Linked DNA regions of Mus musculus: regions 1 and 3 are each linked to region 2. Evidence: chromatin loops called from intact Hi-C (ENCODE). Cell type or tissue: heart. All regions are shown on one strand. Region 1 overlaps Mkrn2 (makorin, ring finger protein, 2). Region 2 holds the start of Raf1 (v-raf-leukemia viral oncogene 1). Region 3 holds the start of Mkrn2 (makorin, ring finger protein, 2).

Region 1 (4,000 bases), 58 kb before region 2:
GGTAGCCAAACTGGAGCTTGTGACTTTGGTGGGCAGATAGGTAGGACTGGAGGAGAAAAAGGAGGGAAGACAAGGTTTGTTTTTGATACAGGGTCTAGCCCTGGCTGGAGTATCTGTAGACTACACTAGCCTCAAACTCGGGGACCTTCTGTCTCTGCTTTCCAAGGTCTGTGCCACCATACCCAATGAGAAGGCAGTTCAGAAGCTCATGAAGGGCCCCTTGGAGAGCTGAGAGTTTACTGTCCAGACCATAAGAAAAAAAAGATTCCACACAACAGAGAAGAGCCAGGGGCAGAGTAAAGAGTTAAGCTAGGTTCTAAACAGTAGAAGGTATCTGTCACTTTAGGCATCTGCTAAGACCTGCTTTCCCAGGCTGACAGGATTCCTGACCAGGAGGAAAGGAAACTAACTCACTTGCTTTGGAGACCTGAGCAGAGCAAGTGAACCAGCTTCAGACCTCGGCATGCTGGAGTTATCCAAGCCTCACTCAGCCCTAGTGCAGCACTGGAGCTCAGGGATGGGGTGGGGGTGGGGCGCCCTGCTCCTAAGCACTGCCGCCTCCACACAGTGCATCCCAGCAGCTTTGCCTAGCTTGAGAATCAGAGTACCAACTGTGAGGTCAACAGGCCACCTCACTTCTCCAGCAAGGCTTCCCCAGTGGAAAAGAGGTAATGTAGCCAGAACACAGTAGTCACGCTTAATTCCATTTTTCCATCAGCCTCTGATTTTGTGTTTTTCAGGAAGAAGGCATGCAAATACTTTGAACAAGGCAAGGGGACCTGCCCCTTTGGAAGCAAGTGCCTTTACCGTCATGCTTACCCTGATGGGCGGCTGGCAGAGCCAGAGAAACCTCGGAAGCAGCTAAGCTCTGAAGGCACTGTGAGGGTAAGTAGTGGGCATTCCTGGGTGCTTACTGCCCAGGCTCCTAGTAGCTTTGGCAGCAGAACAGGAGTCAGCATAAGCAAAATACAAGCTGGCACTCATCGTCTGCTGCTATCTCCATTGACCCAGGGGTGCTTGTTGGCTGTTTTTGCAGTTCTTTAACTCAGTTCGGCTTTGGGATTTTATCGAGAACCGAGAAACCCGGCAAGTCCCCAGCACTGACGATGTGGATGTGACAGAGCTAGGAGACCTCTTCATGCACCTTTCTGGAGTAGAATCATCAGAACCCTAGTCAGTGCTGACGCCTTCATTTGGCTCTGCAGTCAACTTTCCAAGGCACGGTGTGGACGCATCTGTCACCGACCCGAGGTGACGTGGTACTGGGATGTGAGTGCAGTAGTGAGTCCCCCTGGGAAGGGAAGGGAGATCACCACGTCCACAGAATCACTACATTTAGAGTTGAGCTCTCAGTTGTACCTCCAACCCCTTTCTCCGGGACCAGCTATGTGGTCCAGCTGTTTTAATTGAGTGCTTTTAAATGAAACCTGACTGCCATCTTTCTTTTGTGACTTTCTTCCTTAAGCAACAGTAAACTTGCAGCAGATCTGGTTTTTTTTTTTTTTCCTTGCCAAGACATCGCCAGCCCTGTAGAAGGCTCCTCTGCAGTGATCATCTCTAATAGAGTTGTCGAGCCTTGGAATTGATGCAGCTGTGTAGTGAGAACACATTTGGCCATATTGGTGCTGCTGTACCATAGTGTAGACTTTTACAGCTGTGAGGGTGGCTATTGAGTTCCTTCCAGTGTCTCAAGTCACAGGTGTGTGCAGTTGTGAAGATCTCCAGGGAGACTCCATCTTACCCTCCCCTTGTACTAAGAGCACAAGACACAGGACTCACAGATTGCTTGTTCTCCCCTATAAAGTAGTAGGCTCCACACTTGTTTTTGTGGTAAACAGGAGCAGTCACTCCTCTGTCTAAGAACTGGGGGCAAGAAAGAGCAAATTTGTCCTGAACCTGAATTTATTTTTATAAGAAAACCTGTTATTACCTGTGTGCTTTTCACTTGGTTGTTCATGAACTGCAGAGGGGGCTCCTTGAGTTCTGTCTGCACAAGAAACTGCACTGCAAGTTTTGAAGGAGTCAGTAGCCATTAAACCTAAATTTAATTTATTTTATTAAAATAACATAAGGAACCAACTGTATTGGCTCAATAAAAACAAAATTAAAACCCAAAATCATTAAGAAAACCTGTATTCCTGGCTTTCTTACAGACAAGGATGTGGCTACAGATAGGGTTGGGCCGCGGCCCACCCCATAGGGGCAGCTCCTGGAAGACAGATTCAGCACGTGGGAGGCTGCCAAAGGTGGAGCACCGCGCTTGGAAAGCCATCCACACAGGACACCTTAGACACAGTTTGTCCACAAAGTTCTGTAGTACCAAAGCAGGCTCCCCCAGGTGGCCAGGACTCCATGTGCAAAACTGGCACTGCACCACTGTCCATATAGGCTCAAGGAGCCAAGTTCCCAATTGCATGTCCCTGCAGCAGCCGGAGTGCCCTACCTTCTCCAAGGCCACTTGCCCTACAAATACTCAGCTGACTTGTATACCTCTGGAGCTGAGCAGGCTTTCTTGGTGGACAGCTTCCATTTCCAGGGCAGGAGGGGTAGAAAAGAAGGCAATATGAAGTTAAGGCCCTGTGAGTAGTCTAGGTCCTTAGCAGCAGCAGCTTTTCCAAAAACATGCATTCTGCCCCCAAGGAAACAGAAAGTGGTGCCTGCTGACTCTTCTTCGTCCCCTGGTGGCCTAAGAACAGCTACATCATCAGCTAGAAGACTGGTAGCCTTGGGGATGTAGTCAGCGTGCAAGCATTGATGTCCTCAGTGTGAGCTGCCCGATGCAGGGAAGGCTCAGAGGCGCTCCTGTTGATTTTCGGCAGAGAGTGCTGAAGCAGCTCGATGGAAGACAGGATCTGAAACAAGGCCCCACGTGGTCTCATTAGTTGGAAACTTGGTATCTCCCCAACCATACCAAGAGCTTGTGGAGGTCCTCTCTCCACCGACCCAATCCTGGCCCACATTTACATCCTTAGAATGTTATATTTCAACTGAGCTCTCTAACCTGGGGAAACAAAGGTCTCTCTTCTTTGACTTTCTTCACACAGTCAGCCACCAACCTCTTCATTGCCTTGGGGCAGTTCTTGTAGAGCCTGCTGAGATCAGGGGATGCATACCCACGGCCTACCATGAAGATGATCTAAAGAAGAAACAGTTGAACAAAGGAGTCTGTGAAGGAGAGTCCCAGGACTAAGTAGCCCCTCACTGTGTCGCCCGGCCATGCAGATCACCTGGTCTCGGTTGTTGATGTGGGCGTAGGGAAGCTCCCCAGCCATCAGCTCGTACAGCACGATGCCGTACGAGTACACGTCGGACTGGAAGCTGAACGGGTTGTCATCCTGCATCCGGATTACTTCTGGGGCCTGTAAGGATGAAGTGTGTTAATCCCTAGGGAATGACCTCCAGAGACATTGAGGAACCAGGCTATTTTAACTAGTCAGGAAGGAAGTTCAAGTCCTTAGCCCAGGGTAGCTCCTCCCACAAAACCCCACAGGCGCTGGCCTCTGTTGCTTTGCCAGGATATGCGGTTTTGCCTTAAGCTAACTGACACCACAGATCAACCAGACCCCCATGGCTGTGCAGAAATGCTGTCAAATTTTGCACCCTACTCTGGCCCAGTAATTCCATCATGTTGTGTGGGGCCAGCTTCCTCACCATCCACAGCACAGAGCCAGTGGGCTGTTCAACCTGCTGAGAACCACTCCAGCGTGACTTCACTGTTGCCAAACCAAAATCTCCAATTTTCACCGTGAGGCCTTCATGGAGAAATATATCTCGATGCTTGTTAAGGAGACTGACAGTTTATACTGTTTATAACAGTGCTTCTGGCCTCCTTCACTTCACTACTAAATCTTTCAGGAGACAGGGAACGATGGCATGCGCACACTCAATTACAGGGCCCCACACTGCTTATCCCCTCTGCCTACATTTGGTACTCAGGTTTACCACCCAACTGGTCTACATTGTGACTTCTGTCAGCTTACTGCTAGGTAACAGGCAATTT
Region 2 (4,000 bases):
ATGTTCACAGGGCTGCAGACGTCTTAACAAAGCTGCAACCTGGGGACTCTGTCCAAAGAAAAGAGTCTACTACATAAATAGGGTTAATTAAAAATACTTTCATGCTACACTTCTTCAGGTGCTTTCTATAATCTGCCAATTTCTGTCTGTTTGGGGAATGTGTTAACCTTAGAAATAGCTGCAAGAGTATCTCCAAATAGGAACCAGTGATCAAGCAAGCACAAAACATTTTCTATCAATTACCAAAACTGGTTAGCAAGACTTAACAAGGTAAATTTTGTTCACTACCATAGCGGGAGGGGAGCAAAGCAGTAACCAGCAAGAACTAAACATTCACAACATGAAGTTAATTAATAAATGAACTAGTTCATTACTATCCATCACACAGACCCTTCACAAGCGATCAATTTTTCCTTTTGAACCCTGACGTCTGTCTTCCTGCACCCCACATTTACTAGCTGCTCCCCCAAATCATCCCAACTCCCGCAGGCTATGCCTCTGAGCCTTGGTGCCAGCTGTTCCCTCCGCCGACAATGTCCTCCCCTCTGCCTCACCTGGCGGAACAGTCCTTCAAACTCCGCGCAGAAGCAAGCAAGGAACCTCAGGGCTTCTCGACTCTGCACCTAACTGTTCTAAATCCCAAGAACACTTGGGAAAACAAGCCTTATCACCTCCGGTTGTTTTCACGCCCCAGGAGCTGAGTCTCCAACGACCCCACAGGACGCATTGCAGGCATTCAGACGTGCCCTGAATTCATTCCCCACTTCTATACACAGACCTGGCCCATTCCCCAGGACCCAGTTACGTCTCAACCGGGAAAGAAGAGATTCGACTGTCCCTCCTAACAAAGAATGAAAACCAGAGGCACACCCTGGGCCCTGGAGAGAGAACAATGAATGAACACGGTCACCTCGTTTGTGTCCCAACTCTGCATCCATGCACCGGCTCTGCAAAAGCCTGGGAGGTTGTCGCTTCACACAAAAGGCAGCCTGGCTCCCGATCGCGAGCATCCCGGGCCACCCATTTGGAAGCCCCAGGCGAGGTCGCAAGCCTTTGAGGCGGGACCCTGACCGGTTTCTCTCGCTGCCTTCCCCGATTCCTCTTGTCTTCCCTAAAAGGGTGTCACTTAAGCGAAGCAGCCCGAGAGGAGGTGCAAGGCCGGGCTCCCCCCACTTCTGCAGCCCGAGAGAAAAAAGAACGAGCCCATCCCAGTGACAACACAGTCACTGGGCAGCTCTGGGAGGATTTTTTTTCCCCCATTGCCAAAATATGAGGAATGCTCGCTGGGCACCGGAGTGGCGCTGGCACGTTTCCGAGAAACACTGGGAAATCTGAGCAGGGGTGTGGAAACTGGCTCGCCGGCCATGACACCCGGCCCGCGCCCGGCCCGCCACCAGGATGACAGCGGCCTGGCCGACCCTGCGCCCCACGGTCGCACCGTCAGCCCTGTGGCCTACCTGAGGGAGCCGGGCAGTGCCGGGTCCCGTCGTGCAGCGGCAGCGGTGGTTGAGAGAACGCGTTGGTTGCGGTCACATTCGGCGTGTCCCCAGCCCGGGGGACGGGGCCCCGGGGAGGCCCCGCATCGCTGCACTAGCGCCCCGCGCCTCAGGGCACGCGCCCCAAAGCTCGGCCAGCTGGCCCGTCCGAGGGCCTGCGGAGAACAACAGAGAAGCCTTCCCGCCTCAAGTCCGCTCGGCTCTAACTCCCGCCATCCAAGATGGCGGCACCAGCACCCGCGAAGAAGACGCTCTCAGGCTATCCCGGGCGAGCTAGCCCTGCGCTCGACACTCGTCTCCACGACCTGCGGCGCCGCCGGGCTCACTGCCTCTGCGCGAGCTCCTGGGCTCGGCAGTCCGCTTAAAACTCGGCTCGGGGATCTATCGCTCGAGCCTGGAATGTGGCCCCGCCTCCGGGGGCGTGGCCTCGCGGTCCTGCGGCCGCCATTTCGGGGTTGACTCCGTGGTAGCAGAGTGACTGTTTCTGGTTGGAGGCCAGTGGTATTGGGCTGCAGCCGCGGTCCGGCCACCCGCGAGGCCCTCAGCGGGCCAGACGCGCCTGGTGACACACGGCACAGGGCTCCAGCTCTGGTGCTTCCTCTCCGAAGTTGACATCCGTGGAGAATGGCGGCCTAGGGGTTTTGTGGGAAAGCCCTCATGCTATGTGAAACCTCAGGTTCCTCATTTGTAGATGGAGTGTTCGCTGTAGTACACCAAGTTGACCAAAAACTAAAAGTATGGTGTTGCACACCTGTAATGCCAGCGCTTGGAAAGTGAGGGCAAGAGGGTCGGGAGTTCACGGTCATATGAGCTGCATGAGACCCTGTCTCAAAAAAGAAAAAAAAATTAAAATTGATGCGACAATATGGCCCACCGTAAACTGAAGCCTGTTGTGCGTCTTCGTACAGCCCCCGTGGAATAGACACCTGGAGGGCAATGTGTATTGTCAATTGTGCTTTTTTTTTTTTTTCCCCTCTTTGAAATAGGTTCTCAATTTTATTTATTTATTGTGGTTTTTCGAGACAGGGTTTCTTTGTCTAACAGCCCTGTCTGTCCTGGAACTCACTTTGTAAACCAGGCTGGCCTCGAGCTCAAAGAGATCGCTCTGCCTCTGCCTCTTGAGTGCTGGGATTAAAAGCATGTGCCAGATTCCCTCTTAATTTGAGGCTGGCCTCAGACTCTGGTTCTCCTACCTCTGTGTAAGTATTTTCCAAGTAGCCATTTGGGGACCCGCAAGGTGACTCAGAGAGTAAAAAGTGTGCAGAGTAAAACCTGATGGAAGAGAGAACAGGCTCCTGAAAGTTATCCTCTGACCTCCATTCGAACCCGGTGCTACGTGCGCAACCTGCAACCGCATTTACAAATACACAGACAAGTTTTTTTTTGTTTTTTTTAAGTAACCATTTATAAGTAAACATCTTTTGGCATTTAGTGCGTTCACAGTATTGTGTAACCACAACTTTGGTTCCAAAACATTTCCATTACTCTGAAATAAAATTACCCACTAAGCAGTTTAGTTTCTCACTAGCTCCCACCCAGAGCAACCACCAATACTCATTTTGCTACTACAGACCTGACTTCTAGATTATCTTGTGTGCGTGGATACTTATAAAGTATGGGGCCCTTTATGATTTAAGTCTTTTCACTTAGCCTGTTTCCGAGTTCATCTGTAACACATGTGTGCTAATACTTCACTCCTCTTTAGAGCTAAACTATTTCATCAGAAGTTTACACCAGATTTTCTGTCTAGGATAACCATGGAAATTTAGGTTCTTTCCATCTTTTGGCTTTTGTATTGGTTACTTTTCTGGTTTCTGTGACAAGATAATGGACAAATGCAGGGTTAAAAAAAAGGGGGGGGGAGGTAGGCCCAAAGGGGAATGGCTAACCACTGGGTAGTGGTTAGGGCACCAGCTGCTCTTGCAGAGGACTTAGGTTCAATTCTCAACACCCACATGGTAGTCACAACCACTCATAACTCCAGGTGCAGAGGATCAAATGCCCTTTCCTGATCTCTGTGTACCAGACACATAGTACACAGATACACATAAATAGATTAAATCATAATAATAAAAGAAAGGAAGGGCTTCTTATTTTGGCTGACAGTTGAAGGACGCAGTCCATCATGGTGGGAAAGCCATGATGGCAGGAGATGGAGGCTGATGGTTGTGTCTCCCCATGGTCAGGACAGAGACTCAGGTCTTAGCTCACTGCTCCTTTGTGTTCCCTTTTCCTGTCTGAGACCCTCTGCCTATGGATTAGTGTCACTTTTAGAATGGGTCTTCTGATAACAACCCAATCTAGACGCTCCCTCAAAGACACACCCAGAAGTGTGTCTCCTAGGCGATGCTGCAGCAGTGGTTCTCAACCTTCCAAAGGCTGTGACCATTTAAAACAGTTCATGTTGTGGTGACCCCGATCATAAAATTAGTTTTGTGGCTATCTCATAACTGTAATTTGGCTACTGTTATGAATGGTTGTGTAAATATCTGTGTTTTTTTAAT
Region 3 (4,000 bases), 75 kb before region 2:
CTCTGTTCTAGGCTGGCCTTGAACTCAGAGATCTGCTTGTCTTTGCCTCCTGGGATTAAAGGCTTCTGCTACTGGATCTAAATTTAGCTGGGTGGGATCTTGCCACAAAGTCACCACCCCCTAAATTCAATTTAATATCCTTCAGCTCCATTTCACTTCCTGGTGCCCCTTTAATACTCAAACCATATATTTTTATATTTTTCCATTATCAGCTGGCTGCACTTGTTTAAAATGCTCTTCATGAGGCTTAACCAGAAAACAAAGTCTATGATGGGCTTTTCTGAGGCTTCCTTTGTCAATGCAATCAATCTGTGTCTCTTCACTTTAGCCTCAGGCAGACTCTTCAGACAAGAGCATATTCTTCACCAAAAATACCACAAAAACAGTCTCTAGCCCACAAACTGAAATTCTCCCCTGAAACCTCTTGGGCCAGGTCAGCACAATTCAAATCACTCTCAGTAACAAAGTCTTCCGTATTCCTGCTAGGATAACCCACTAATCCCTTTTTAAAGCATTCCACTGCTTTCCAAATCCAAAGTCCCCAAATCTATATTCTTCCAAACAAAAGCATGGTCAGGCCTAGCACAGGGTTTTACTGCTGTGAATAGACACCATGACCAATACAAGTTTTATAAAGGACAACATTTAATTGGGGCTGGCTTACAGGTTCAGAAGTTCAGTCCATTATCATCAAGGCAGGAACATGGCAGCATCCAGGCAGGCATGGTGCAGGTAGAGCTGAGAGTTCTACATCTTTGTCTTTTTTTTTTTTTTTTTTTTTGAGACAGGGTTTCTCTGTATAGCCCTGGCTGTCCTGGAACTCACTTTGTAGACCAGGCTAGCCTCGAACTCAGAAATCCACCTGCCTCTGCCTCCTGAGTGCTGGGATTAAAGGCGTGAGCCACCACGCCCGGCTCTGCATCTTTGTCTTAAGGCTGCTAGTGGGAGACTCACTTCCAGGCAGCTAGGATGAGGATCTTAATGCCCACACTCACACTAACACACCTACTCTAACAGGGCCACACCTTCAAATAGTGCCATTCTCTGGGCAAGCACATACAAACCATCACAGGCATGCACTACCACAATTGGCCGTGGGCACAGTCTTCTGCAGATCTTTTGTAGGTAGCCACAGCTACTGAGTGTTCCTAAGTCTAAAGCTATGTCATGTCGGGAGACAGCATTCCATGGCACTCTCCCAACCCTCCAGCTTTTACATTCTTTCTCCCCCTTCCATGATATTCTCAGAGCCTTGCTAGCAAGGTCAGGGTATTGGCACACATGTTCTATTTAGAGCTGAGCATTCAGAAGTCCTTACCTGTTTTTACAGTGTACCACCTCTATAAAATGAAAAGAATACCCATAATGTTTCCAGAGTACTATGCTGTTCATTTTTTCTTCTTCTTCTTTTTTAAATTTATTTATTATATGTAAGTACACTGTTGCTGTTTTCAGACACACCAGAAGAGGGCACCAGATCTCATGATCTCATTTCGGCTGGTTGTGAGCCACCATGTGGTTGCTGGGATTTGAACTCAGGATCTTCAGAAGAGCAGTCAGTGCTCTTAACCGTTGAGCCATCTCTCCAGCCCCCTGCTGTTCATTTCTATACAATGCCAACTCAACACAATAAACCAGGAGACACTTTTTCAAAGCTGATAACACAACTGTAGTTTGCAAAAATCCAAATTATATATATGTACATACTGCTTCAGTGTCTGCCTCCAGATTCCTGCCTTGAGTTATGTACGTATGTATGTATGTATGCATGTATGTATGTATGTATGTATGTACACAAAAAGATCAGTACGGGGAGAGGATATTTGGTGTGGATATAATCAAATACATTGTACACATGTATGAAATTATCCAAAAATAAATAAATAAATAAAAATTCTTACTAGAGGATGGCTCAGTGGTTAGGAGCACTGGCTGTTTAGTTGGGGACCAGGGTTCAGTTCCCAGCACCGACATGGTAACTCACAATCGTCTGCAACTCCAGTTTCAGGTGATCTAACTCCCTCTTCTGGCTTGCACCAGCACTGCATTCCACTTGGTGTACAGCCACACATGCAGGCAAAAACACTCATATCATAAAATAAAGATAAATAGTAAAATTACTTTTATCATCATTAACATCATCAATCATCATCATCATCATCTTAAAAGACTGCCTTGAGAGATGGGGGCCGAACCCTAGAAGTAAGGGCCTCGCAGATGATTGGTAAATTCAGTATACTAGACATGCTCAGACCCTTAGCCTCAGAAAGTTGGGATCCGGACTACTAAGGAGTAGGGACCTTCCGGCTCCAGGCCCTGGCGGAACCCATTGTGATGGTGGTTAGGTTTCCGGGCGGCACCTTAGAAGTAGCGCACGAACGAGGGTGGCGCGCGCAGGAGTGACGCGACTCCGCGGGGGGCGGGGCGGGGCGGGGAAGGGCGGGGCGGGGCCGGGCTGGGCCACGGCGCTGGCGGCTCTGAGGTTTCAGTGCGACTCCAGCCCGTGGCCCCGCCGCCATGAGCACCAAGCAGGTCACCTGCAGGTGAGTGCGCGGCCCCTCTGGGCCTTGGGCGCTGCGGGGCAGCCAGGGAGGGAGGCGAGGGGCCGAGGCGGGCGGTGGCGGGGGGCGGACAGCGCGGATAACGCGCAGGAAGGCCGCATAGAGGCTAGAGCGGCAAGAGCTGCTGCAACCGCGACTTGCAGAGAGTGAGCGAGGGCGATTGCGGGGAAACACGGGCAGGTCGCATTTCTTATCCAGCATCACCACTGAGCCTCCGAAGAGTCCCATTTCGAGATGCAGGAAACCGAGGCCACCAGAGGTAAAGCGACACCCATTTAGGAACAGAAAGGCGGCTTGTTAGACGAAGTGGAAAGCAGAAAACTATTCCGTGACTACTATTTTGAAACAAAAATAGTTGGGTTGAGTAGCAACGTACTAACTTGGTGACGAGCTTGTGGCTGTCATTGGGGTCTAGTCCTGTGAGTTTGCATGCTCAGGAGGTGCAGCTTGGGAAGTAAGGCTTGTGAGAATCCCGACTGTGGAAACCCAAATTTCAAAAGGCTCCAAAATCCAATACTCTTAAGATACCTAAATAGAAGGCGGGCGGTGGTGGCGCACGCCTTTAATCCCAGCACTGGGAGGCAGAGGCAGGTGGATCTCAGTTAGTTGAAGCCAGCCTGGTCTATAGAGGGAGTCCAGGACAGCAAAGGCTACACAGAGAACTTTTTCAGGGTATGTGTATAAGCATATGTGAAATGATGAATTCTGTGTTTAGACTCTTGTACTATCCCCAAGACCTTATGTACATGAAAATACTGTAAAGTACAAAAAAAATTAAAGACTCTCCTGAGCCCAAGCTTTTTGGATTAAAGGAGCCTCGGCTTATACAGACTTTAGTTGGTTTCAGTAAATTAAGAAATTGAGATGTAGTTTGGATATGTGGTAAGCATTTAATGACCTTGTTATTTCTCATTAGTGCAGACTCCTAGAACTAATACCTTTATGAAGAGTTCTGTTCGACTTAAGATATTAAGGGTTGAACCATGTACCAAGGTCCCAGGTGGTTTATGTTAAGTAGTAATCAGAAAACTGCAGTTTGTGTATGTCTGTGTGTGTCTGTGTGTATGCATATGCTAGTTTTGTGTTAACTTGACAAAGTTGACATGAGACATCATCATTTGGGAAGAGGGAACCTCTTGGTTGATAACTGATGTGGGAGGACCCAGCTCACTGTGGGTGGTGCCACCTCTGGGCTAGTGGTCCTGGGTGCAGTAAGAAAGGCTGAGCAAGCCAAGAGGGTCAAGCCAGTCAACAGCACTCTCCTTGCTTCTGCATTAGCTCCTGCCTGGAGTCCTGCACTGGCCTCCCATAGTGATGGAGTAAGACACTTAAGTAGAAGATACCTACAAGTCTAAGCTCTCCTCCCAAAGTCGCTTTAGGTCCTGGTGATTTATCACAGCAATGGGAACTTTTCGGCAGTCCTGTAACAGTGCTTGCAG

Evidence for each region. A loop is a pair of places that touch in the nucleus more often than their neighbours do. Peaks named below come from ENCODE experiments on the same cell type or tissue, not always from the same donor. Only the 100,000 strongest peaks of a DNase experiment are listed, where the experiment ranks them.
Region 1: a loop joins it to region 2, with 1.9 times the contacts of the local background. A loop is called at or near these places in 13 of 42 quality-filtered maps.
Region 3: a loop joins it to region 2, with 4 times the contacts of the local background. A loop is called at or near these places in 12 of 42 quality-filtered maps.

Annotation. Positions count from the first base shown.
Region 1 is chr6:115,616,558-115,620,557 of GRCm38, forward strand. Mkrn2 (makorin, ring finger protein, 2) reads left to right here. Exons shown (of 8, transcript NM_023290.3): 7 at 741-885; 8 at 1,037-2,113. The coding sequence ends at 1,174. It overlaps Raf1 (v-raf-leukemia viral oncogene 1), which reads right to left. Exons shown (of 17, transcript NM_029780.4): 14 at 3,652-3,770; 15 at 3,228-3,359; 16 at 3,002-3,136; 17 at 2,012-2,852. The coding sequence ends at 2,709. Among named protein-coding and RNA genes, the nearest start is that of Mkrn2, 17 kb to the left of the region's middle. In heart, a CTCF peak has its summit at 2,355 (motif pointing left); a DNase peak (open chromatin) is centred at 3,374.
Region 2 is chr6:115,674,779-115,678,778 of GRCm38, forward strand. Raf1 (v-raf-leukemia viral oncogene 1) reads right to left here and starts at 1,857. Exons shown (of 17, transcript NM_029780.4): 1 at 1,458-1,857. It overlaps D830050J10Rik (RIKEN cDNA D830050J10 gene), which reads left to right and starts at 1,190. Exons shown (of 1, transcript NR_152134.1): 1 at 1,190-3,589. In heart, CTCF peaks have their summits at 1,393 and 2,172; DNase peaks (open chromatin) are centred at 1,213 and 1,863; H3K4me3 peaks cover 2,788 bases; H3K27ac peaks cover 2,644 bases.
Region 3 is chr6:115,599,471-115,603,470 of GRCm38, forward strand. Mkrn2 (makorin, ring finger protein, 2) reads left to right here and starts at 2,468. Exons shown (of 8, transcript NM_023290.3): 1 at 2,468-2,543. The coding sequence starts at 2,518. In heart, CTCF peaks have their summits at 1,456 (motif pointing right) and 2,062 (motif pointing left); a DNase peak (open chromatin) is centred at 2,531; H3K4me3 peaks cover 1,588 bases; H3K27ac peaks cover 1,251 bases.